Regions from separate parts of the Homo sapiens genome. Here all the other regions are linked to region 3. Evidence: read pairs that join two places in POLR2A ChIA-PET (ENCODE). Cell type or tissue: CD4-positive, alpha-beta T cell. All regions are shown on one strand.

Region 1 (8,000 bases), 100 kb after region 3:
GGATAGCATTAGGAGAAATACCTAATGTAAATGACGAGTTCATGGGTGCAGCAAACCAATATGGCACATGTATACATATGTAAGAAACCTGCATGTTGTGCACATGTACCCTAGAACTTAAAGTATAATAAAAAAGAAAGAAAGGAAAAAAGAATACTACACAGAAAATGGGCTAGAGAGTCCCGGGGTGGGGAACACAGCAGCTTTAGATTCATGGTTCCCTGCTGAGGAGGTGACTTGTGCTGAGACAGAAGACTTGACAATAGGGGGTGGGGGTCTCCCTGAGAAGAGAAGAGCAGGCTGACACTCCTGCACAGAGCACACTGGAAGGCAGAGAGAGGGCCTGGCAGGGTGGGTGGTCAGAGCAGATCCACCAGTGGACCAGGGCATGAGTTGAGTTTTTGTTTTTGTTTGTTTGTTTGTTTGTTTTTGAGACGGAGTCTTGCTCTGTCGCCCAGGCTGGAGTGCAATGGCGTGATCTCAGTTCACTGCAACCTCTGCCTCCTGAGTTCAAGCGATTCTCCTGCCTCAGCCTCCTGAGTAGCTGAGACTACAGGCGTGCGCCACCACTCCTGGCTAATTTTTTGTATTTTTAGTAGAGACAGAGTTTCACCATGTTAGCTAGGATGGCCTTGATCTCCTGACCTTGTGATCTGCCCGCCCTGGCCTTTCAAAGTGCTGGGATTACAGGCATGAGCCACCCCGCCCAGCCATGAGTTGAGTTTTATGGGCCGCCAGCGGGTGTGGCTTGTGGACCATGGTTAGGATCTTATTCCTGGTGGTGGGAAACTGTTGGAGGGTTTCAATGGGGCAGCAACATGATCAGATTCATTTTTTGGCAAGAGTGAACACAGAAAGATCTGTTAGGAGGATTCCACCTACATGATCTCAATGGATGATCATAACCCTGCAAGGGCTGACGTGTCTTACATTGGGACACTGAGGCTTTAGGGATCCCGAGTGGCTTTTGTAAAGCCACACTGCTGTTGAGTCGTGGAACCCAGATTAGAACCCAGGTGGCTAGGGTTCCAGAACCTGCTTTCATAACCTTCAGCATAGCGTTTCTCCCATCAAAAGCTTGTGTAAGCCACTGCCAGCATTGCTGTTAATTGTGGCTCACCAAGGCTTGGAGAGAGCTGGATGAGAGGGGAGCAGAGTCCAGCGTGGGTGGGGCTGGACTGGCAGTGGCAGAGGAGAGGCAGCTGCTGTTCACATCAGGGTCTGGATGGCCTTGTCGCCGCAGGAGGCTGCGCTGCTCCACCCTCCCAAGCGTTTCCCAGCTCCGTCACAGGGTCTCCGTTCCCACCACAGTGTGTCCCAGCAGTTCCATTTGTATTTGTACCCAGAGAGCTCCACTGAGGCCTGTGGTCACAGAGTGACTCCCTTCCATGTTCTGCCACAGGTTGCAAGCCATAGGGTGAAGGTCACACAGTTTTGTTTGGCCATAACAGCTGCCTCCATGGCAACAGCGTGTGATATCACTGGAAAAGCCATTTGTGGGACTCCAAGCTGGAAGGAAAAGGCAGAGTTGGAGAGAGCTGTAGCGGGAGACAGAGAAAGGGCAGGGTCTCTCCGGATGCTCCAAGGTGCTGGACGCACAGGTCCCTTTCTGTAGTCCTTGTCATGTAAGATCTTTTCATTTAGGCTAAGCAAATCCAGATGTTCTTCAAATAATTCAGGCATATTTGGCCCAAGCATAAACTTGTCTTCATTTTTCATCCAATCTGACAAACGTTTGCAATCGCCTCACTCTGTGAGTTCCAGGACACCTTCGGGCTGGAAGGGGTTAATGAGAACAAGCCCTCCCTGGTGGCTTCCCTTCCCCCTGGTGCTGCCCCTCGGCCCCTCCCAGGCCAGCAGGATTTGCTGTCCAAAGGCCCTCAAAAGACATCCAAGCAGTCTTTTCTTAGAAACAGGAAACTGTCTTCGGCCAAGTACAAATGAAGTGAAGCACCCAGAAACCTGAGGACCGCTCCAAACTGAGGCCTGGAGGCAGACAGGGAGGGCCCAACTCCTGGCAGGGCCTCCAGGACTCAGGCTCTCATGAATGAGACTGAGCTCAGCTGCAGCCTCAGCCATTCTTCGTTGCACTCAACCCATTATGTAGTGACGGTAACAAATTCATTGAATGACCTTCGGCATATATATATATATGTGTGTGTGTCTATATATATATATGTATATATATGTATATATATATGTGTGTCTATATATATATAGACACACACAGTATTTACACAATATTAGTTATTTGTTACTTTTTATAACCTCATCACCATTTCATTGGACAGACACTAATCACTAGCAGGATTGGAAATGTCACTGACATGCTGCTTAGGAAGTGATTTGAATAGAGGAGAATGGAATAAAATGGAGATCGTGTTTCTTTCTAAACACAGGAGGAATAGTGATGGGGAGACACAGTACAAAGGTGGGTAATTGGTATATCTTTTGTGCTAAGCTGCTTCACAATTCTGTAAACTATCTTTTAGAGGGCTAAATAAATATCTTCCAATTTCCTTGAGGACTGGGACCACATCTGTTCACTGTGGACTCCCTAGCACCTAGCTTGGTGCCTGGAATTGGTAGCTACTCAATAAATAGGTTTTTGGATGGATAAATGAATAAACAAACAAATAAATCAATGAACTTAATTCTTGATTTCTCAAGATCATAAAAAGATAATATTGAATTGGGGAATGTTACTTGCCAGATATTCGGGAAAGGGAATAGAGGAGAGAAAGACAGTTGGTATGCTGGTGGAAAATCACTTTCTCCCACGATGTTAGGAGAAGGAATGTTAGACTTGAAAGCAGAAAAGCCTGTGTTAAATCCTGTGATTGAGTAGCTGTGTGACCTCAGACAAACTGTTCAACCTCTCTGAGCCTACATTTCTTCGTCTCTCAAGCAAGACTTTCCAATGCCTACAGACATTATCTTGGGATTAAGAGAAACCAGGATGGAAGAGAGTATGATAGAGCGTCTAGCACACAGTGCTCCTGTGCTTTTGATAAGCTGGCATTTCAGCAGGCTTGGCTCTGGGGCTCAACCTCTTAAATGCACGCTGTCATTTATTTTCCCACGGATGGAGCTCACCATCTGTTTTCCCAATCAGCCCGAGTCCTCCTCCCCTCTTAGTGTTCTTCTTATAGGCCAGGAAGTCCCTCCAGTCCCAGGTATGCTGCTTCTCGTGGGCAGGTGTCGGGTCCAGCCTTCCCTGCATGGGGGCTGTGGCTGTCAATACCATCAGCTTGAGTGAGCTTCTCATAACAGCTTGAGAATGCACCTTCCTGTGTTTGGAGCTGTGGAGCATTGACCACTGATGAGACTTTTTGTGTGCTTTTACCTAAATTTGGGCCTGGGGATAAGCATTAGTTACTGTGCTGGGCTCACCCATCTTTTATGAGCAACAATTCATGCAGAAGGGAGAGCAGACACCACTGCTGAGCCCTCCTGTGGCTCTGCGCCCTTCTCTCCCCGTCCCTGCCACCACCTACACAGGGCGCCTGGGTGACAGCTCCTCTGTGGCAGCCCCTCCCCCTCCCATGGCACTGGGCTTTCCGACAAGCCTGCCAGCTGAGGGAGTGGTTTCTGTGGTAGGGGCTGCCTCCACTCATTTTCCATTAGGGTCACCAGGCAACCACCAGACAGTGACAACGCCTGATGCAAACTCTGCTGCACCTAGCGACGAGCTCTGTATCCCATTACGAGGCCTGGGCTGGCTACAGGGCTGGCTGTGCCAAGCTGCGCGTCTTGCTTGACAGGGCGGATGGGAGACCTGAAGCCATACTGTCCTCAGGGCTTGTGTGCCTGCCAATCTGGGACCAAGGGAGTGAAGTTGTGTTGGGTGGGTCAGGTTGATGCAGCAAGGTTTAAAATCAGATGTGGATCCAAATGAGGCATTCTCCTTTGTCCCATACCACGTGGGACATTTCTCTATTAGGATATTACCCAGGAAATTAACTGCTAAGTTTCTTAAAAAAATCCAAATTCTCATTTTTACATGGTGAGTTACAGTGTTCAAAGCAGACTTATTCCCATGTTTGAGATTTATCCTCCATCTAGCTGTTTGAGGTAAGTATGGTAAGTGACATTGTCTCTTTTTTAGATATGGAAAACTGAGGCTCAAGAGCAACTGACTAGCCAATGTTATATCAGTGAGTAATTAACTGACAAAGACCAATCTTAGGCATCCTTCTATAGCAAACTGTGGTGTAATCTATCCTTCTTTCCCAAGGATCCCACTCTCCCTTGAAATACTAGTTAATTAATCCAGGTATTTACTTATTCATTAATTCCAAATGCCTACAGAGTGCCTACTGCATGCCAGCTACTATTAAAGAGGTGAATAAACCACCGTGCCCTCGTGGCACTTAAATTCTTCGGAGAGACAGACAAGTACATGTGAAACTTCAGGTGGAGATAAAGACACTGGGGAATGGTGAAGCAGGGCAGGAGGCTGGGGAGAGCCTTTGTGCATATGTGTTGGGCTGGAGGAGAGCCTCTGCTGAATACGGGGTGACTACAGCAAGGCTGTTACTAAGCTGCCATTCCATCAGAGCCTGGAAGAAGTGAGGGAGAGGGCCTCCTGCCTGCTCTTGGGCATGTGCGGTATGACATCATGGATTAGTATTCACACAATGGCTGTGTAAGGCAGGAGTCATTGCCCCAGCGCCAGATAAGAAACAGAGACAGTAGCTTTTTTGGAATCCCACAACTGTAAGCAGGGGAGAGAGGGTCCAGACCCAGGTCTTTCTTCAAAACTCTGCTTGTAACCACCACCAATTTCAGGCAGAGGTGCCTGGGGAGATAACTTGGAAAAGAGCTCTTACCAGCATCGCTCATAAAACACTTTGTATCTACCAATAGCACCTAGGTGACTTCAACAAGGGACATTCTAGCAAGGGTCTGTTTTTATTATCTGACTTCCTTTTAATTTTGTTTATGTTTCACATCAGGCAGAGGACCAGAGCTCAGGGATCTCAGTCAACATCAAGTGTGTTCTGGCGAGAAAGACTGAAATCCTGCTAATAACATTTCTTCAAATCTCTCTTTAGTCAGGAACTATGCTAAGTACTTTATATGTAGTAAGTAGCACTCTGTGTCTCATCTAAGATTCAACTCAACTTTTACATCACCAGTGAGATCTTGGCCAATTGTCCTAAGCAATAGGCAAGAGAAATTTTAAGTGGCCAGAGCTGACGTGTAGGAGATATGGGGCAAGAGCTGGGGGCGTTTTTGTGGTGGCTTGGCTGGGGTCACGTATGTGTCTAATCTCCCTAAGTGAAGTAAACTGAGATTGGCTCTACTTGAAACCTTTTTTCTCTGGAATTAAACTATAGGGTTATAAGAAGCAACTCACGGGCTAAGAATGAGGGGAACTCCCTGACATACTTAGAGTTTCATTTGTAAATTTCCACTGTTTTGATTGTTAAAATGGTATGCTTATTATCAAAAAGGCAAAAAAGAAAAAAGTAAAAGCATTTCTAATTCTACCACTCAAAGACCCTCACCACTCTGATTCATTAGTGTTCTGCCTTTGTTCTAGGCCATATTTTAAGTATGTAATTTGGTCAAAACAGTTCATTACGTATGATGGCCTTTCTTGAGAACGGAGCTCTCCCTCTGTTCCCACAAGGCTGTACGCACACATGGAAACAGCTCAGGTTCAGGCTCCGATGGCCCTCCTTGCTTCTAAGGTGTTTCACCTTTAGTCGCTGGGGAGTTTTTAGGGAAAGCCAGGCCACGACTGGGTTCTGCAGTCTCCGGAAGGATTTTAGTTGACCCCCAGTCCTGGCACAGCCCAAGGGCATCAGCCTCTGCTACTGAGCTACACATATCCCCTGACAGCAACTCCCCCTAGCCCTCCCTAGACTGCGAATTTGTGAGCAGACAGCAGGATTCATGGCTGTCTGGCTTCTCCCTGTCCTCCCCCAGATGAGTGGAAGCCAGATGTCAGAGCACCAGGCAGACCTGAGGAGGATGGATGACAAGCCGAGATGAAATGGACAGTATCTGGTCCCACCTTGGGCTTTGGCTTAATTGCAACCACATGAGCACAGTCAGAGCTACAGGGTATAGTTGGGATTAGAATAGAGATTCATTTTGGGATGAGAGCTTTTCTGCATGAGATACTGTACTGCCTCAGACATCATCCTTTTAACAACAATCACAGTAGTTAACGTTTATGGAGTGCCTATCATTTGCCTGGCATGATGATAACTGCTCTATGAGCATTAATGCATTAGTTTTTATAATGCACTGCTAAGGTAGGTATTATTGCTATCTCCGTTTTGGGAAAGAAGGCTCTGTGGCACAAAGGGATGAAAGAATGTACTGAGGTTTCCCCAGCAAGTACAGCTAGTGGGTGCTGGAGCTGTGATTTGAAACAAGGCAGTCTTCCTGTGGATCCTAAATCTCTCCCTTGGAGTTTAATTTTATTTATTCATTCATTCACTAAGTAACTACACTCATTCAAGCTACTGTCGTCTTTCACCTGGATAACAAGTAATAACAACTTCCTAAGTTGTGCCTTTCTTTTACACAGAGAGTTTCAACCTTGGTTGCACATTGGTATCACTGGAGAAAATTTAAATAACTAATCATCTCCCTCTCCTGCTTAAAACATTTCTTCAGATAAAGGATGAAAATCGCAACAAGGCCCACACTACATGGCTCTGCAACATCTGACCCTTTCCTTCTTACCAGCCTCATTTTGTACAACTCACCCCTCACTCTCAGCATGCTGCCGCTCTGGCTTTCTTAGCCTTCTGGACGACTGCATGCTATTTCTTGCCTCAGGGCCTTGACATGCTGACCACAGTTCTCTTCAGCTAACTGTTTGGTTGACTCCTATCCCTTCTTTACGCCTTAACTTGGTGCTGCTGATTACAACAATGGCCACCCCTTCCTGTGTCTACACTCTTACCCTCTTTAAAATGTGACTTTGCAGCTCCTTCCATGGCCGAGGGGTGAAGTCTCTTTTCCTACCCTGTGAATCTGGGCTGGCCTTGTGACTTGCCTTGGTCAATGAAATGCTGCAGAGTGGTGACTGTGCCAATTCTGAGTCTCAGAAGGCTTTGCAGGCCTGGGCTTACTCTCTTTGAACCCCACCATTACCCAGAAAGCCCAGGCTAGTCTGCTGGAGGATCCTGACTGAGGCTGTCCCAGACCAGCCAACTCCCAGCTGACCATAAACTCATAAGGAAGCACAGCTGAGATTAGAGCTGGGGTTGGATCAGCAGAACCTCTTAATTGATCCACAGACTTGTAAATGATAATTAAATCGTTGTTATTTTAAGCCACTTTGAGGTCTACTTACTATGAAGCAATAGATACCTGATACACTTAAATATCGCTTTCTATTTCTCTTCCAGCCTAGGCCTCATTTCTTCATTCATACCCGAAAAGGACATCTTGTACTTATTAATTGTGGCATTTAGGATAATTCTATAGAAGCTAAAAATTGGTAACTGATGCTTTTTTTCTTCCTGATTAAAGTTTAAGCTCCATAAGATTAATATCCATATCTGATTTGCTCACTGCAATATTTTTATCATCTAGCACTGTGTTTTGTACATAGTAAGTGCAAAATAAATATTTTTTATAAAATGAAAGCAAGAATGAATGAATGGATTCACTAAACACTTATAAAATACCTTCTATATATTGGGTACTGTCTAAGATTCTAAAGATATAAGAATAAATAGGGCATAGTCCTTGCTCTTAAGTTGTTCTCAGTTTAAAAGCTGAGACATGAATATATAAACAAAAATTATAAACCAAGTTGATAAGTGTAATTGAGGTTGTATTTAGTGTTTATGGAAGCAGGATAGACTAGGGTTTGAACACATCTGGAGAAAAGGTTTTTCTGGAAAATCCGTTACGGAGGAAATATTTGAGATGATAGTCCCACATCTGATGGGTGTATTGCAATGGGTATTCAAATACCAAAAGTGGTACTTCCACTGGTAACATGATTTTTCACAATGATAAATGAA
Region 2 (8,000 bases), 200 kb after region 3:
GAGTTAAACATTTATATGCATCATGTCATTTAAATCTACATTTAACTCTACTCTGCTATGTCTATATTCTTTCCACAACTGTCCTGTTAAACTCAGAAACCAAAACTGGCACAGAGTTAAATCAGGGTGCCTGTATCAAGCTGCTCTGTCCCAAGTATCCAAACTGATTCATAGTAAGATTAATAGGAGAATGTAATTTTATTTCACCCTTGGTCATCTTGTTTTTATTTTCTTAAAGCAGATAGAGTGTGCCCTTTGTAGACACCCACTGAGATATGTAGACTTGCCTTTTAGGTAGTGTAGGATGAGTAATTGACTGTGAAGTTCGTATCATGTTCTCCTGGGCTTCTTTTTTTGTTTGTTTTTGAGATGGAGTCTCTCTTTGCTGCCCAGGCTGGAGTGCAGTGGCACGATCTCGGCTCACTGCAACCTCCACTTCCCGGGTTCAAGCAATTCTCCTGCCTCAGCCTCCCGAGTAGCTGGGATGACAGGCATGTGCCACCACGCCCGGCTGATTACCCCAGGTCTTCTTATGTTGAGTGGTTTAGTACCAGACCAGAAATCACTTGCAAAATGAAGAATTGGGAGAGATACAATTTCCTTAGAAGATGGGAAGGTTTTAATCAAACGAAGTCGTGAAACATTAGCTTTACCAAGAATTCAGTTCTCCTCATTAAACAAATGGAGCAATTGGGAACTGGGTGAGCTCAAATTCTCACAGCCTGCTGAGGGTAGAACTCGATTTAGAGTCCAACCCTCCTCACCCACAGCCTCATCATATTCTCCTTTATGTATATCATATTCCCTATATCTCCTGTTAGCTGATCCTCCCCCTTTTCAAAATATTTTCCCCTTAAACAATGGAAAGGGTCTGTAATAGTGCCTTCCCATGGAAAGTGTGCATAAGCATCTTGAATGAACAACTACACACCTAGAGTCATTTTACTCAAATTGTCTCTCAAATCTCTGGCTAGCTCTTCCTATTAAAAAATTTGGATTTGAATCGAGTTAGTTCCGACAGTGTAGACAGTAATTCCCTTGAAGTTACACAATGAAGAACAACTACTCCTTCTACAAAATGTGCCTTTTTTTTTTCTGTCTTCTCAGGGTTGTCCCTCATTTGGGGAATATTAAATATTACAGTTGCTATCAGTGCAAGTAATCACACCCCCATTGACAAGTCTCTGGCAGTGAATGCTTCTTACCAATGGAGAATTAGACAAAGTGACAGGTTTAATTCGCAGCAGGACAAAAAGGTGTTGAAAGTGTGAAGCGATTGTGCTCTGGGAGACACATCAATTACTTCCCTGACAGCCTGAAGGCAGTGGAGAAAGGGCTTTGTCTATGCCTAGAATATTACCTCCTTTCATCGTTCATCCCAGCTTCGATGTTCTTCATGATGTGAAGGTGGAGGAAATCAAGGTGCTTTCTTCATATCTGAGTATGGAAATTCCATTTCTGTGAAGTTTGAAAATGATTGGGTAGAAGTGAACTCCTAATGTGAAAAGGAAAGAATAACCCTTGCATTAGCATGCCCTTGGTAACTTGAGTCTCTTCAGTGAACCTCACCAACGTTCATCAGGACAGAGGGAATTATCAGCCTATTGAGTGGAAAGGTTAAATGAGTTTTATCATCTTCTCAGTAAGATGACAATTCTGGTGTCAGGTTTCATTTTGGTGATGAGTATCACTGTGGGGAGGGACAGCAGCATGCCCACGGCCTCTGGGGCCGCCTGCCTGAGGGGCAGCCGGGCAGAAGGACGTTGAGAGGGAAGGTGATGAGTTGGGGAGGGAGGCAGAAGGCACATTGTGCTCTCTGCTCCAGAGGGATGGTCTCTGCTCGCATGAGAGTGTCTGTGAGTTGCGTTGAGTTTCAGAACAACCTCTGCCAAATACATTTATGTCAATACAAATTTATATCATCCAACACAACACTACCATGAGTCAAGCCAATATGGAGTTCAGAACTCTTTTGTAAAAAAAATTAAATTTGTTTTCTAATTGCTTTTGTAAGGGAAGGGATGATTAAGGCTTCATATAACCAGACTCCATAGCTGATATGCAATAAATTTATGTTGAGTGAAAGAATACTAATTGAACATAATATTGTAGAATTTGATTTCTTCCTTAAGACCTTGCTACTCCAACTGTGCTCTGTAGATCACTAGCATCCCATTATCTGCAAAATTGATACAAAAAAATGTGAAATCCCAGGGTCCACTCCAGACAGATTGAATCAGAATCTGCATTTTATTAACAACAAATTCCACAGATAATTACACATCCATTAAAGCTTCAGAAGCACTGCTGTAAAATGCAATGCCCATAGTTGGATGGTTTCCACCAGGTGAATAGTAATATCTTTCGTGTTTGTTAAGCTTAATTATATTTTTTTTAAAAAGCTCAGATCTGGATAACTGGAAGAAGTATATAGCACAAAGCCTATTCATATTTTTTCTAGAAAAAATGTAGGTTTTAGAATAATTTCGTGATAAATCTCTCATTTCTACTTTTATTTGTTGTTGTTTTTGTTTTGTTTTGTTTTTTTGAGACGGAGTTTTGCTCTTGTTGCCCAGGCTGGAGTGCAATGGCACACTCTCGGCTCACTGCAACCTCCACCTCTTTGGTTCAAGCGTTTCTCCTGCCTCAGCCTCCTGAGAGTAGCTGGGATTACAGGCATGCGCCACCACGCCTGGCTAATTTTGTATTTTTAGTAGAGACAGGGTTTCTTCATGTTGGTCAGGCTGGTCTCAAACTCCCAACCTCAGGTGATCCACCCACCTCAGCCTCCCAAAGTGCTGGCATTACAGGCATGAGCCACCGCGCCTGGCCTTATTTCTACTTTTAAATACTACTATTTATCTATCAGCGTGCCTGAGTCCCTTAAAAGGTTTTGAGCTCTTGGAAAGTAAAGATCATATATCAATAATTCCTGTATATCCCTACAATTTTACATGGAATAACTACTTTTAAAATGCGTATTGAATAGACAATCAAACTTCTAGGTAAAAACAGATATTCTGTCTCATAAACACTGAACACTCTCTTCAAAACACAAATCATAATTCATAATTATATATTTCAGTGTCTGTTTCCTTAATGTCTTCTTCTACTAGATAATAAATTATATGAGAACAAGTCAAGGTTTGTCTCATTCACTCTTGTATTGCATTTGCCAAATTGAAGAATGTGTAACGGTAAGTTCAGGTGTTTCTAATGCTTAACTTAGCCAAATCAACAGGTGCTTTCTCCTTTGAGAAAAATCTTATTTACTTTATACAAGAATAATTATAACAATTGTCAGTTTCTGCCTGCTTCACTGCTTAGCAGATTGAAAATATCTATTACCTCCAAAAGGGGCCTAATTTGGACTTCCCTTGCTCCATCTACCTTCTCCCTCAGAAGGAAATTGTTTTCAATTCTCCATAGTAGAAACTCTCAGTTTCAAGCTCCAAGAACTATCAGTTGTTTTTTTTTCTCACTCTCAGAAGTGCCTTCCTCAAAGAAAGTCATACAGTGCCCACCCATCTGCAGCAGAGCCTCAGTCCCCCAACTTTTCTGCCACCCAACAAATAAGTGTAGCGCCCATCTGTCTGCAGCAGAGCCTCAGTCCCGCAACCTTTCTACCCCAAAACAAATAATGCATCTCCCCTTTTGTTTTTTGTTGGCACACAGCACGTCCTCCTGCCCGGGGCTTTGGTTCACACTGCTCTGGTGTGTGTGCATGAGTATATGTTGCTCTGTGTTTTGTGGTGTTTCTTTAGCAGCCTCTACCATTCTGTGGGTGTTTTCTCGATCCGAAGTGGAACCACTGAGTCTATGACACCCGCTGCTGTTTGTGCAATTCTCTGCAAAAATGGCTTCAAGTGTTACCTTGCCTGCTCCACTTCGGGGCAACCACAATGATGAACAGGCACGAACTTCTTGACGCATGCACTTCACCTCCCTGACAGGGCCCGATAAGATCAAATAGCAGGGCTGCAAGTGGTCTGACAGGCTCGTTGTGCCATGTTCAGAGAGCAGAGGTGGGTGAGCTGAAGGCCCCTGCCACACTCCTGCCACGGGGGCTTGCTTGGGCTGCAGTTAGCCCCGGGAGGGGCTGACCTCAGAGGTGGGAGGCACAGTTGAGTTTCCAGAAGAGTCGATGGGTGCATTTCAGGGGTAGAAATCAGCCTAGAAAACTTTCCTTTCTAGGGCCTAGGTTTCTTCCTTTATCTTGTCACTGTGGTTGTTTATTTCCCTCCTTGGTTATTTCTTCCCCACAAATCACTATAATAAGAACAATTTCACACGGAGTGAGCATTCACATGGAGTCAGGTTCTTTGCCAAGTCCTGTACATGTTTCCTCTAAGCCACCTCTCTGCTCTGAAAACAGTTCCCTCTCTCTGCTTCTGAGCTCATGAGGGGAGTCACTCAGGTGTCAGCATCCAAACCACAGGGAGAACTCGTTGACCGACCCCACGGCCTGGTTCGGGGGGCGGTGCATGTGGTGATATCTCTGATAGGCATTTCATGTTTTCATCTTTCATGTAATAAGGATTCCTTGTGACTCAAAGGAGAAAAGAAACCCTCGACTGGGACGGATTAGCTAGTAATCGTGTTGTGAGCAGGGATTATTAGGATCTAATCTTTATTGCAAAAGTCATATTCAGTGAACTCTGAATGGCCTGATGGTTCAACACTCACTATCAGGAGCCTGAGAACACGCAGCATGAGGATCCTGTGGAAATCATTTGTATATGGGGGCTGCTATAAGATCTAGTGTTGGTCTAGTGGCAAGGAAAAGAAAACTGACTGGATCCAGGATATGCAACAAGTCAGTGGCACAACTAGCAACGAAAGAAAGGTGCCGGGGCAAGGGAATTATTTTTTCCATAACTCTATAAAAGACACCTATTCACAAGAAGACACTACTCATTTCATTTCTTTCCAGAAAGGTGCTGAAAGGCAAAAATTACCAAGGGGCAAGCCGAGAAAGCTCTAATAGAGAAATGTCATTATGCTCCAGGTTCCTTAACTTTTAATGAAATGTTGCTGGTTCTGTTTCACAGGTAGAGAATTGAAGCCTCTCAGAGGTTAAGGAGCTTGCTCAAGGTCACTCAGCAAATAAGTTGTGGAGTTGCAAGGGGAAATGCTGCCAGTTCTGACAGTCTCATCCACACTGCCTCCTCCTGTCTGAAATGCAAAACAGGCAGATGAGGCTCCAGCTCAGATTCATGAAAGCTCATAACCGGCCTTAGTGTCTCTGGCTGTCCATATTCCCAGCCTGTGAACTGAGCCCTCTTTCCTGGAGCCTGTTTGGGCTGGGAAGCTGTAGTCATTGCTTGGCCTTTCTCCTTAACCACAGATGGTTGGCCCAATATAAACTGCTTATTGTTTTTGTTTTTGTTTGCTTTCATCTCCAGAGTCAGGGAAATGAGTGCTCCTGACATTACCTTGTCAGTAACTATGAAAGCACCCTCTGCCCATCTTCAAGTTCCAAGGAAATCCGACAACCATTATAGCAGCCTTAGTGGCAGCAAGAATAAAATCAAGAGTCCACAAACCAGGCAGAAGGATCATCCAGTTCCCAAAGTCAGTCAAAGCAGCAGGAGGAATGACAAAGTTCTGGCAGGCCTGTGGGACTGCTTACAAGATTTTGATACCCCAGAGCCCAGGAAGGTGAATTTAGGGATGCTTAAGGAAGCTGCTGTGCCTAGACAACCCTGGCTCATGCGGGAAGGGCAATTCTGGCAGAAGGGAGCCCTCTCATCTCAATCTGTCTGTGTTGCCCCCTTTTTTCCCACCCTGCTTTGGGCTCTCTGTGTCAGCTCTCAGTTGACCTGCTTCCCTTCTTCTAGTCTGGCTGGAGCTGCTAACTCAGTGCTGCTCAGAGTGGCTTTGGGGCACTGGTTATCCCTGTTGGAACAACAGCTTTCAGACTTTATTAAGTACCTAAGCTTCCAACCCTGAGCAGCAAGCATACCATCTCCAAACTTCAGCATCCCGGCTTCCAAAGCTCCAAAGACTAGACCAGCCCACTCAAGGTCATGCCATCCTCCAGGGAACTGTTTGCTTGGCCAGAAATCACGAGTGAGGAGAAAAATGAGAAGAGAGCGTGGGGGCATCAGCAAGCCCCCACATTCTTGTCTTCTTCTAAACACCAAACTTGTTGCTGTCACAGTTTCCTTTTCTTCAATAAAGAATAAGACAGGAGCCACTTACATACACATCAGAAAACAGAGTCACCTCACGGTCTCTCAGAGGCCACCAGTGCCTCTCTCCTCCCAACACTCCTCTCTTTTAGAGGTGTTGGAAAAGTTGACTCAGTCATATAATCTTCTTACATTTAGAAGTTTAGTTTGAATCATCTTAGTGTTCCATCTTTATTAAGAAATGTTGAGCTGCTGGCTGGGCGCGGTGGCTCATGCCTGTAATCCCAGCACTTTGGGAAGCCAAGGCGGGTAGATCACTTGAAATAGGAGTTTGAGACCAGCCTGGCCAACATTGTGAAACCCTGTCTCTGCTAAAAATACAAAAATTAGCCGGACAAGACAGTGCACGCCTGTAGTCCCAGCTACTTGGGAGGCTGAGGCAGGAGAATGACTTGAGCCTAGGAGGCAGAGGTTGCAGTGAGCCGAGGTCATGCCACTGCACTCCAGTCTGGGTGATGAGAGTGAAACCCTGTCTCAAAGAAAAAAAGAAAAAAAAAAAAGAGATAAGAAAAGAAATGTTGAGCGTTGAGCTGCTAATTGTGCAAGTTTGCTCCTAAGGATAGTGGCCACTTCAGGTCAGGATGGTCTTATTTTTTTCAATCACACTCTTTCAAAGATGGGGAAACCCTTAGAGTCTTTCTCTTCCACCTCTCCCATTTTACAAGTGGGAAACTGAGTCACTGAGAAGTAAAGTGCTGTGGCTTTCATGGAGGAAACAGGACTCACTTCTAGCCTCCAAGTCCCCAGCCTGACATGCCCATGACCACTGTTTTTTCCTTTTTATTGAGTGTAGCATCGACACAATAAGGTTTTAAAGCTCAATGCTCTTGTCACATTTTCTTGCTTGTTGTTCTTGTATTCCATTACAAATCTGACCCTGACCCTTTTTGAAAGGGGTCATTCAAAGAGGGTGAGGAAGGAGAGGGAAATGAGCTTGGGCATGACCTAATCAACTCATGGTTACTAAGTTTCTCAGGAATGGAGCCTTTTTTCTAAGGTAGAGAAGTGGAAGTGAAAAGAAAGTGGGAGCCACAGAGAGAGGATCTGGGGAAGGGGTGGGGGCCTGACGACACCATTAGTTCTGGGGTTACATACACTCCCAGTGGTCCTCGCTGAGCCCCGAAGCCTAACCAGAGCACAGTCATGAAGCAACATCCACCTACAAAATTGGTGGCCTGGAAATTCACACACAGATTTCATTCCATTATTGATGAAAGAGGTAGGAAGAAAGAACATAATTATTAGAAATAACTTGAAGAAAAGGTGGTTCTTAAATTTTAAAACTTATTAAAAATAAAGTGCCTTGCCCACCTCCCAACTCCAGAGATTCTGATACAGTTTAGTGTGGAGGCCAGAAATATATTTTTCTTGTTGTTGTTTATGGTGAACGTCTAGTCCTCCATTAGTGGCTTAAAAAAAATCAACTATTTTGGGAAATCATTTTAGAGCTACAAAGAAAGTCACACAGACAGTATTGTGAATTTAGTATACCCTTCACCTCCATTCCATTTCCCCTAATTTTAATTTAAAAAATTGTGGTAAAATATACATAATATAACATTTACTATTTTAATTATTTTAAGTGTACAGTTCAATGGCATTAAGAATATTCATTCACATTGCTGGGCAACCATCACCATCATCCATCTTTTATCTTCCCAAATGGAAACTATGTAGCCATTGAATGATAACACTCCGTTCTGTCTTGGCAGCCATCATTCTACTTTCTGTCTCTATGGATTTGACTCTGTTAGGTACCTCATATAGATGAAATCATGCAATATTTGCCCTTTTGTATCTGGCTTG
Region 3 (8,000 bases):
GAGGAATGGGAGGAACAGAATAAAACTTTACGAAGACCTTTTTAGTTAGAAATGAGTCAGTTGGTTGGATCTTTAATCTTAAACTTTGGGCAAATTTGAGTCTCACTTCAGACCGAACTAGGCAAAACAAAACTGGTATCTGAGCTTCATTTTTCTGTAAAAATGTTACGGGGATGTTAGGAAGTTAACTGTTCATTAATTAAATAATGAACATAATTTATGGGGCTCTTACTACCTTGAGCTAAACACCATGGAGTGTAATAATGACTGAACCTCAGTTGCTGCCTTTAAAGAGTGTAGGAGACTGACACGCATATTCAAATATGTACTAGGAGTGTGCTCTTGAGCTGAGCAGAAAAGTGGCAACTTGCAGGGGTGGGGTGACAGCTTCTGTGAGGGAAATTCTTTGTGTACTGCAAATGTCCATGTGAGGAAAAGACTGAGAAACACACTCTATATTCTGCCTAGATTGTCAGCTTGACCTTCCCTTGTGTCTTCTGTGACCTCCTGAGATCCTTTCACCTCCATTCTATCCTGGATCCTTTGCATCTCTTCCAGCATGAGGACCTCCCATTGATCTGTTTTCTGTAGTTCCATGACTGTTGGCCATGCAAGACAATTAATTAAAGTATGGGATACTTTACTAGGTCTTAACTGCATTTTGAAATCTTGGGGACTGAAGTCCCAGAACGACAAGAACATAAAATCACTGTGACTCTACCTCCTCATCTCCTCCCCTTCTCTGTCCTCGACTTACACTTCCATTGTTCTCAGAGGACTTCCCTTCCACTACTTCCTCCTGTACCACCGTCCCTTTTCCTTTCAGGGCTATTTCTCCTTTTTGTGCTCCACTTATCTCTGCTTCTTGATCTCTGGGGTGGTAAATGTTAGTCTTTTGGGGCAATTGATTTGGCATTTTAAATGAAAGTAGTGGGGAGAGGGGAAAAGATTCCACAGTGAAATTGTCTTAATGTAAGATTCAAACCACAACTGCAGAGAACATCTGTTTTGAAGTTTGATGTTGTCTTTGTAACCCAAGAGAAAAGCAGAGTAAGATCAGAGGAAGGCCTTAGCCTTCCACCAGGATGAAACCACCTGCAGCCTTGGACAGTGGGTGAAATCCTGTAGCCCTGGGATGCAGAGCTTCTAGGAGACTGGCTGTCCTCTTCTCTCATATTATTAAAGGATGTTGGTTCTCTTGCCATCTGTGCTATTGCCATTATCCCTCTACCTCCTCAAGAGTCCAATTCAGGACAATTTAAATTGGAATCCCAATTACATGATCCCCAAAGGCTCACAGAGTAGCCTGCATTCTGCATTTGCAGCAATTCCAGGCAACATGCTCAGCCTGCTTCAGGGAAGCACACAACACTGAGTGTGGATGAGACCTCAGAACCCTCTAACCTTGGGCAGCTCCTTACCTCTTCCTGTCTGAGCCATGTTTGATTTGCTGCAAGAGGAATACGTGTCTAAACTGCTGGATTTTAAAATGTCGCTTGGTCTGTGGATTAGGCCAATCCACCCCACATTGTTGGGGCTGCAGATGCAGTTGAATGGTTCATAATTATAGTCTAAAGAAACTGCAGACAGCAATAGAGCCAACCCAGGCCCTTTCTCTCCTGACAGCCCATGCCAAGCTGTCTCCCACAGGGAACCATAGTGTGGTTATCCTGCAATGTATTTGCCCAAAGACAATACATCCAGTGTAGAGAAGTTGGATTTCTAGAAATTGAGTCTGCTCATCTATCTACTCCCATGTCCATTGTATCCTGTCTTGTGTCTCAAGGGTGTCTGGTACTTCTCCTGCCAAAGTGAAATGCAAAGTAAATGCAAGGAGATGCCAGGGAGAGAACTGCTATCAGGGCATCTGGTTCTAGTACTGACACTGACTTTTTTAGATTGTGTGGCCCTGGAAATAATAATTTCCTCACTCACACTCATTTTTCACCTCTGGTAAATAGGAGTGCTGGACTTGGAGAGCACTGATAAACTCCCATTGAGCTCTAACATGTGACAAATCCAAGACCTAAGGTTTTGTCTCCAAAGAGGCACTACAAATGTGATCTTCTTTCAGAATTTAAACTGTCACTTTTCTGTGACTCAAAACAAATATAAATCTAGTTCTCTTCTCCAATCAGGTAGTTCTCGAATTTCTCAAGTGAGGCTGATGCTGGGCAGGTTGCCAGTTTAAGAACTGAGGAAGGGTCTTGAAGAGATTTTTAAATGAAATGTGGTGATAGTTGTTCTATCTCTCGCTGGAGATCGTTCAGGAAAATTGAGCATCCAAGCTATTCTGCAAAGAGATGGCTGTAGACAGACATTTAATGTGATTTCCCACATATTCTACCGTATACTAGATCTTAATAACAATAATCAAATACTAATTCTCACCTAGACACTGTGCTAAATTCTTTGCATACATTATCTCATTTAATCATTCAAATAGCCTTAAAAGGTGTGTGCTGCTATTATCCCTAGTTGAAACATGGAGGAACTGAGGTTCGGGATTGTTTAAATGACTTACCTGTGGCAATTCAGCTGGCTAGTTGGTAGAGTAAGAATTTGAACCTGAGTCTTATTCCAAAGCCCACACTACTATCCTCTTTGTTTTCTTATATTGAGCTTTCCAGGGCAAACAGGCTCCCAAGTCCTCCCCTCTCCCCCAACCCCACCCCACCCTCCCTTCTTCCCTCCTGACTGCAGCTCCTCCTACCCTCATTGTTTATTGTGCCTTCTAAACAATAGCCAATGAGTCTGTGTTCCATTCTAGGGAGAGCTAGGGCTGATTTTATTCCCTGAAACAGAGATGAGGTTGTGACACAAAAAGGTTAAGTGGCTTTGGTGAGGTCACAGAGCCAGCCTGCAGTCAGCAACAGTACCATCTGAGTCCCCTGGCTTGGGTCCCTTAACTGACCCTAAGGCTTTTTGGCATCCAAGTTTAATTAAGAGAGTTATTTTAATTTTCCTTCCTATCTCTAATTTTCCATTTTATTGCTGCTTGATAATGTAGATATTGAAGTGCCAGGCATTTTTCTTCCCTAGTGTGACTTTTAATGACTAAACTTCTCACATAGAAACCACTTGCCTTAGAAGTAAGCTTTCAAAGCTTGTTTCTGTGTATGACAGAGACTGTTGCCTTTTCTCAGAGAAAAATGAGACCACAAATGCAGCTCAGACAGGTTGTTGTTAATTGAGGGCTTTTTTTTTTTTTTTTTTTTTTCTAAATCTTACATTTATACCAGTAAATCAACATCTGTGAGTCATAAACTGGTTCTGGATCAGCCGTTAGTGGTCTGAATGTTTTTGTACCTACCTTCAGTAAAGCATATTTTAGCTCAAAACTCAGAGATTCTTTGTTTTGTTGAAGTTCAAGACTCAGGAGTAGATAACATGCTAGGACACTTCTGGAGAGGGAAAGTCTGTCTTCCATGATTGTTCAACATTAAGTGTATATTTATATTTCTTTTTTATTGAAGTTGGGGTGGAGTTGAGGGAGGAGTATAAATAAAAAAGAAAGTATGCTTTTTACATACTCCATGTGCTTGAGGAATTCCTGTATGAAGGTGACTATTTTCTTAATATTATTGTCTAGCTCCACTCTTCTGTTCCCCAACTCCTGCGGACTTTTCTTGGCCCTTATTGACTTCACGTTCCTAGTGTAAGGCAATTCAGCACTTGGTAGGATATAATTAGCCGAAGTCTAAGGAATGCTTAAAAATACAATTCTGTTTTTTCCCAAATGCAGGAGGAACAGACTGCTGCAGTACAAGCACAAGCACAGAAGTATTTATTTGATTGATTTTTTTTTTTCCTGAGTGCCTTAAAAACCAGATATGGTATTGAAGTATCTTGCCCAAGTGGATGAAAGGCAACGCTTGGCTGCTGTTGTTTGGCTGGTGGGGACACTGAGGCATACATGTAACCGAGTGGACGTGAGTGCTGGGGATAGAGGTTCTGCTCTACTATGAAGGGAAAAGGGCACAGCCTCTGACACTTTTTAGTTCATCTTCACAAGCCAGAGCATATCAAACTCACTTAATCATTGAATTAGGAAGCCCATAGTGACCAAAAAGTTGATAGTTCATCATTCAACACATATTTATTGAGCTCTGTAATGTCTTAGGCACTAGGCTAGGCATCAATGTTTTAGCGTATGATAACATAGAAATATCATTTAAAGTCCATATGAACATTTAGAAAAATCTACTTGTGTCCTAAAGAGAATGAATAAAAATTTCATTTATCAACATTGATTAGATTAATGAAACATGACCCTGGCAGACCTGATCAGATTATTATATCTTAAATATGTAAAAAATATTTTAACATGACCTTATTAGTGCTCTTCATCCAAATCCAGGGTTCGATGCATAACTTCTGATGGCATAAATATTCATAATTAATATCATCTGGAGGTAACTTTCCTGGCAGCCTGTGGTGGCGCCTGGCTATCTCTCCAAACTGCTGCTTTACGCAACCCTATTCCTTGATTTGGACATTCACTCATTTTGTTTCTGTGCTTCAGGACTGGATTAGGAAACGGATGATTGACTATCTGAGTTGTCACTATGGAAGAATTAGAAAGAATAATTTTCCTCATTGCTAGAGTGGAAAGTGTTTACAGTTTAATCATGGTGGGCTTTTTTAGTATCTAATTTGGGTGGATGTTAGCAGCAGTGTTTAGGCTAGTCTGGGGAAGAAAGTTGAGGAGCAAACTGGGGAAGAGAGAAAGGAGTTGCTCTGAGGAATCTGCATTTGAAAATAGAGAAGTACTCACACTTGGATTAAAAAATGCCAACATTTTCTCAATACAACATCAACAAAACAAAATTCCCCAAAGCAACTCTAGATTTGTTCACTTCTTCTCCTGATGAATTCATAGTGAGTAAGGCAGAATTGATTCAAGAACCTTTTTTTTTTTGTGGTTCATTTGGACGTGTAAATGTACAATTCATTCATCAGCTGTTTCTCTAGGCTTTTCCCAGGACCAGAAGGGTCTGTTCTTGTCATCTGGAGGCCAGCATTGTTTTCTCATACCTTGTGGAAACACAGCTGGATTGCAACAGTCTTTGTTCTTTCAAAAATTAGGACTATCACATACAAATATTTTCCTCTGGTCACTAAGGAGGGATTTAATCTGGAGTTTAGACCAGGAGCCACAGATTTTTCTGTTCCTGGCTTCCTCCCCGATTTGCTGTGGGAAATCTGCAAATTACTAAGGCTTCAAGGGCACAAAACTGGGATTAGATGAAGGTAAGCCTGTGTGTCAAAACTTACCAGAGGCAGAGGTTACAGTTACAGTCAAATGCTGGGAGTTCAAATGTGCTTAGAAATCAGGAAACATTAAAAATAGCTTTCTCTGAGATTGCTCAGGAAGATTTATGTTTAATCTTTCTGTTAATCAAAGATGGAGCTCAGTGCCTGGTTCTAGCTATGTATTTAGATATATACATGTACTGGTTGATTTGTTAATTAGGACAAACTATCTCTATTACAACCAATGTATTAGTGGCAAACCATGAATTATTCGGGTTCATTTTGTTTTATCTCTAGTGTTGGGGGTTCCCAAATGGAACAGAAACTGTGCATTGTGATTCTGTCATGGCTGCCAATGATGTACTCCAGAAATTCAAAACCACAGAGCCTCTGCATCACTTTTTTGGTGGCGGTCGTGGGAGGGTTGTTAGTTTTATCTAAAAGAGGAGAGTCTGTGAAAGGAAAGACAAAGCTTTGGCCAATGGTGACATAATTAGAGGAACAGAATAATTAGAAATAAATCATAACTTCCCCTTCAACCCAACCACTGCTGGAGGTAAATTGGAAGCTTACGGAAGCTCATGGCTGGGTTCTAGTTTGGGGTCCCGTTCTGGACTCCCCTGCCAACGCAGGAGCATTACATGGGTGGGCTCTGAAAAACTGAAGCCTCCTTCAGAAACACACGCCCTGACTCAAGATCCGGCTGGAGTCCAATACTCCTAAAGCCCTTTGAGGACACGGGCTCACGAATCCCCTGCGCCTGCCTGCACGCTCGCCTTCATCCACATGCCTCACGTCCTGTGTGTCAGTCTTTGTGAATGAATGATGTACACGCACTTGGAAAACTATGCTGCTACTGGGAGGGGGCGAGAGCGGGTGACCAAGCCCTCAAGAATGCGTGGAGAATCAGACGGACTTTCCCGAAACGGTGGAGGCGGCCTGTGCACCCAGCCTGCACACCCGCTCCCGGCCCTTCCCGCCCCTGCCTGGGCTCCGAGGCCCGGGGCTCCACGCACTGCTCCTCCGCGGTCGCGGCCCGGCCCCGCGCTCGCCAGCCCTTCCTTTCGCTTTGGGCCGCGGGCGGAGATTGGCCGCGGTGCTCGGCCCCGCCCCCGGCTCCCCGCCCTGCCCCGACGCCCCGCCCCTCGCTCCCCCAAGCGGACATCGCCCGGCCCAGGGCGCGCGGACCCAGCGGCCGAGACGCGGCGCCGCGAGAAACGCCCTAAAGAGGAGGGGAGAGCGCGGGAGGGCGAGAGGGAGGGAGAGCGGCCGGGAGATCGAGAGCGAACGAGGCAGCCGCCGGCGGAGAGGAGGGAGCGGGCGAGGGCCGGGCAGGAGGAGCGGGCGCGGCGCGGGCGAGGCTGGGACCCGAGCGCGCTCACTTCGCCGCAAAGTGCCAACTTCCCCTGGAGTGCCGGGCGCGCACCGTCCGGGCGCGGGGGAAAGAAAGGCAGCGGGAATTTGAGATTTTTGGGAAGAAAGTCGGATTTCCCCCGTCCCCTTCCCCCTGTTACTAATCCTCATTAAAAAGAAAAACAACAGTAACTGCAAACTTGCTACCATCCCGTACGTCCCCCACTCCTGGCACCATGAAGGCGGCCGTCGATCTCAAGCCGACTCTCACCATCATCAAGACGGAAAAAGTCGATCTGGAGCTTTTCCCCTCCCCGGGTGAGTGGCGACGGCCGAGGCCCCCACCCAAGCTCTCGGCCAGAGGCCGGGGGTCCCCTGGACTTCTTCCCCCTTTCGCCGTTCCCTTCTGGGCGGTGCATTTCTTCAGGAGCGGGGGATGCTGTTGGCAGCTGGATCTGGAGGACGAGGAGGAGAAGGAGGAGGAGGAGGAGGAGGAGGACTGTTGGTGGCCCTAGACCCTTGGTTTGGGGGGTGGTATTTATTTTCACAGCTGTGTTTTTGTGAGTGGTGGGGAAAAGCTTATAGAATTTCCAGCGCCCCATTCCTGCTTTTTTTATTTTCCCAAATGAGCGAGAACCCTCTGGCCTTATTCCTTAATGTTAAGGGGAGATGGACGCTGCCTCAGAGGACATCATCGCCTGACTCCACGTCCCCCATAGAACTGAGGCTGGGTGGAGGGCCCCGGGCAGTCTAACGGGTTGGCCTTCAGGCAGATTTTCAAATAAGGTCTTGCCTCCCCAAGCGTCCCTGTCACATGCCTTGCCCCTCTTTTCTGGGTTGAGGGTAAGGAGATCGGAGGAGAATTGAAATTATCCTCTTAACTTTGAGAAACGTCCGACCCTATTCATGTAGGTTACTTACTTTACCCATGTTTCTAATCTGCCATAAATTTTTCTTCTGGTACCAAAGGTCCGTTGGAAGGAAAGCATCAAACACCCAAATGTGACTTTGTGTCTTTGGTACATGGTGTTGTCCAACTCTTTCATTTATATGCATTTGAAGAAGAGAAGGATAGGAAGTAATTTTTTTTTTTTTTGTCTTTGACACAAATATTGGTGCTAAGCAACTTAAGAGAGTCTGGCCTTACAGAATTTCTGAAACAAATGTAGTTTGAGAGGGAAAGATGCTTTCTTTTAGGATAAGGCACTGCCAGCTATCCTTAGAGATGAGTGATTTTGGAGGTGAAAGTATATAGAAAGATCTAGGGAGAAGGCAGTGCACCCTGGAAAATAATTAATTTCAAGAACAGGCTCCTCTGTTGTATCTGATTATCAATAAGTTTAGTTGCTGCCCCCTGTGGTTAACACTTCTTTGCCTCTGCCATAATTTAT

Evidence for each region. Peaks named below come from ENCODE experiments on the same cell type or tissue, not always from the same donor. Only the 100,000 strongest peaks of a DNase experiment are listed, where the experiment ranks them.
Region 1: POLR2A ChIA-PET joins it to region 3 with 13 read pairs; 6 of 35 experiments call an interaction of 5 or more read pairs at or near these places.
Region 2: POLR2A ChIA-PET joins it to region 3 with 11 read pairs; 8 of 35 experiments call an interaction of 5 or more read pairs at or near these places.

What each region holds. Positions count from the first base shown.
Region 1 is chr11:128,418,392-128,426,391 of GRCh38, reverse strand. All of the region lies in intron 1 of LOC124902789 (a long non-coding RNA gene), which reads right to left. Among named protein-coding and RNA genes, the nearest start is that of MIR6090, 100 kb to the left of the region's middle. RefSeq lists enhancers at 1,264-1,558, 3,565-4,065. In CD4-positive, alpha-beta T cell, no CTCF peak of the experiment used is centred here; a DNase peak (open chromatin) is centred at 3,591; H3K4me3 peaks cover 734 bases; H3K27ac peaks cover 982 bases.
Region 2 is chr11:128,320,737-128,328,736 of GRCh38, reverse strand. All of the region lies in intron 1 of LOC124902787 (a long non-coding RNA gene), which reads left to right. Among named protein-coding and RNA genes, the nearest start is that of LINC02098, 120 kb to the right of the region's middle. RefSeq lists an enhancer at 3,379-4,513. In CD4-positive, alpha-beta T cell, CTCF peaks have their summits at 4,762, 4,963 and 5,163; DNase peaks (open chromatin) are centred at 3,906 and 5,156; H3K4me3 peaks cover 474 bases; H3K27ac peaks cover 4,934 bases.
Region 3 is chr11:128,520,840-128,528,839 of GRCh38, reverse strand. All of the region lies in intron 3 of ETS1 (ETS proto-oncogene 1, transcription factor), which reads left to right. It overlaps MIR6090 (microRNA 6090), which reads right to left and starts at 6,450; the gene lies at 6,391-6,450. It overlaps ETS1-AS1 (ETS1 antisense RNA 1), which reads right to left and starts at 2,698. Exons shown (of 4, transcript NR_120581.1): 1 at 2,525-2,698; 2 at 1,422-2,307. RefSeq lists a silencer at 6,036-6,725 and cis regulatory regions at 6,120-6,780, 5,372-6,780. In CD4-positive, alpha-beta T cell, a CTCF peak has its summit at 7,892; DNase peaks (open chromatin) are centred at 3,219, 5,629, 6,399, 7,969 and 2 weaker places; H3K4me3 peaks cover 4,032 bases; H3K27ac peaks cover 6,337 bases.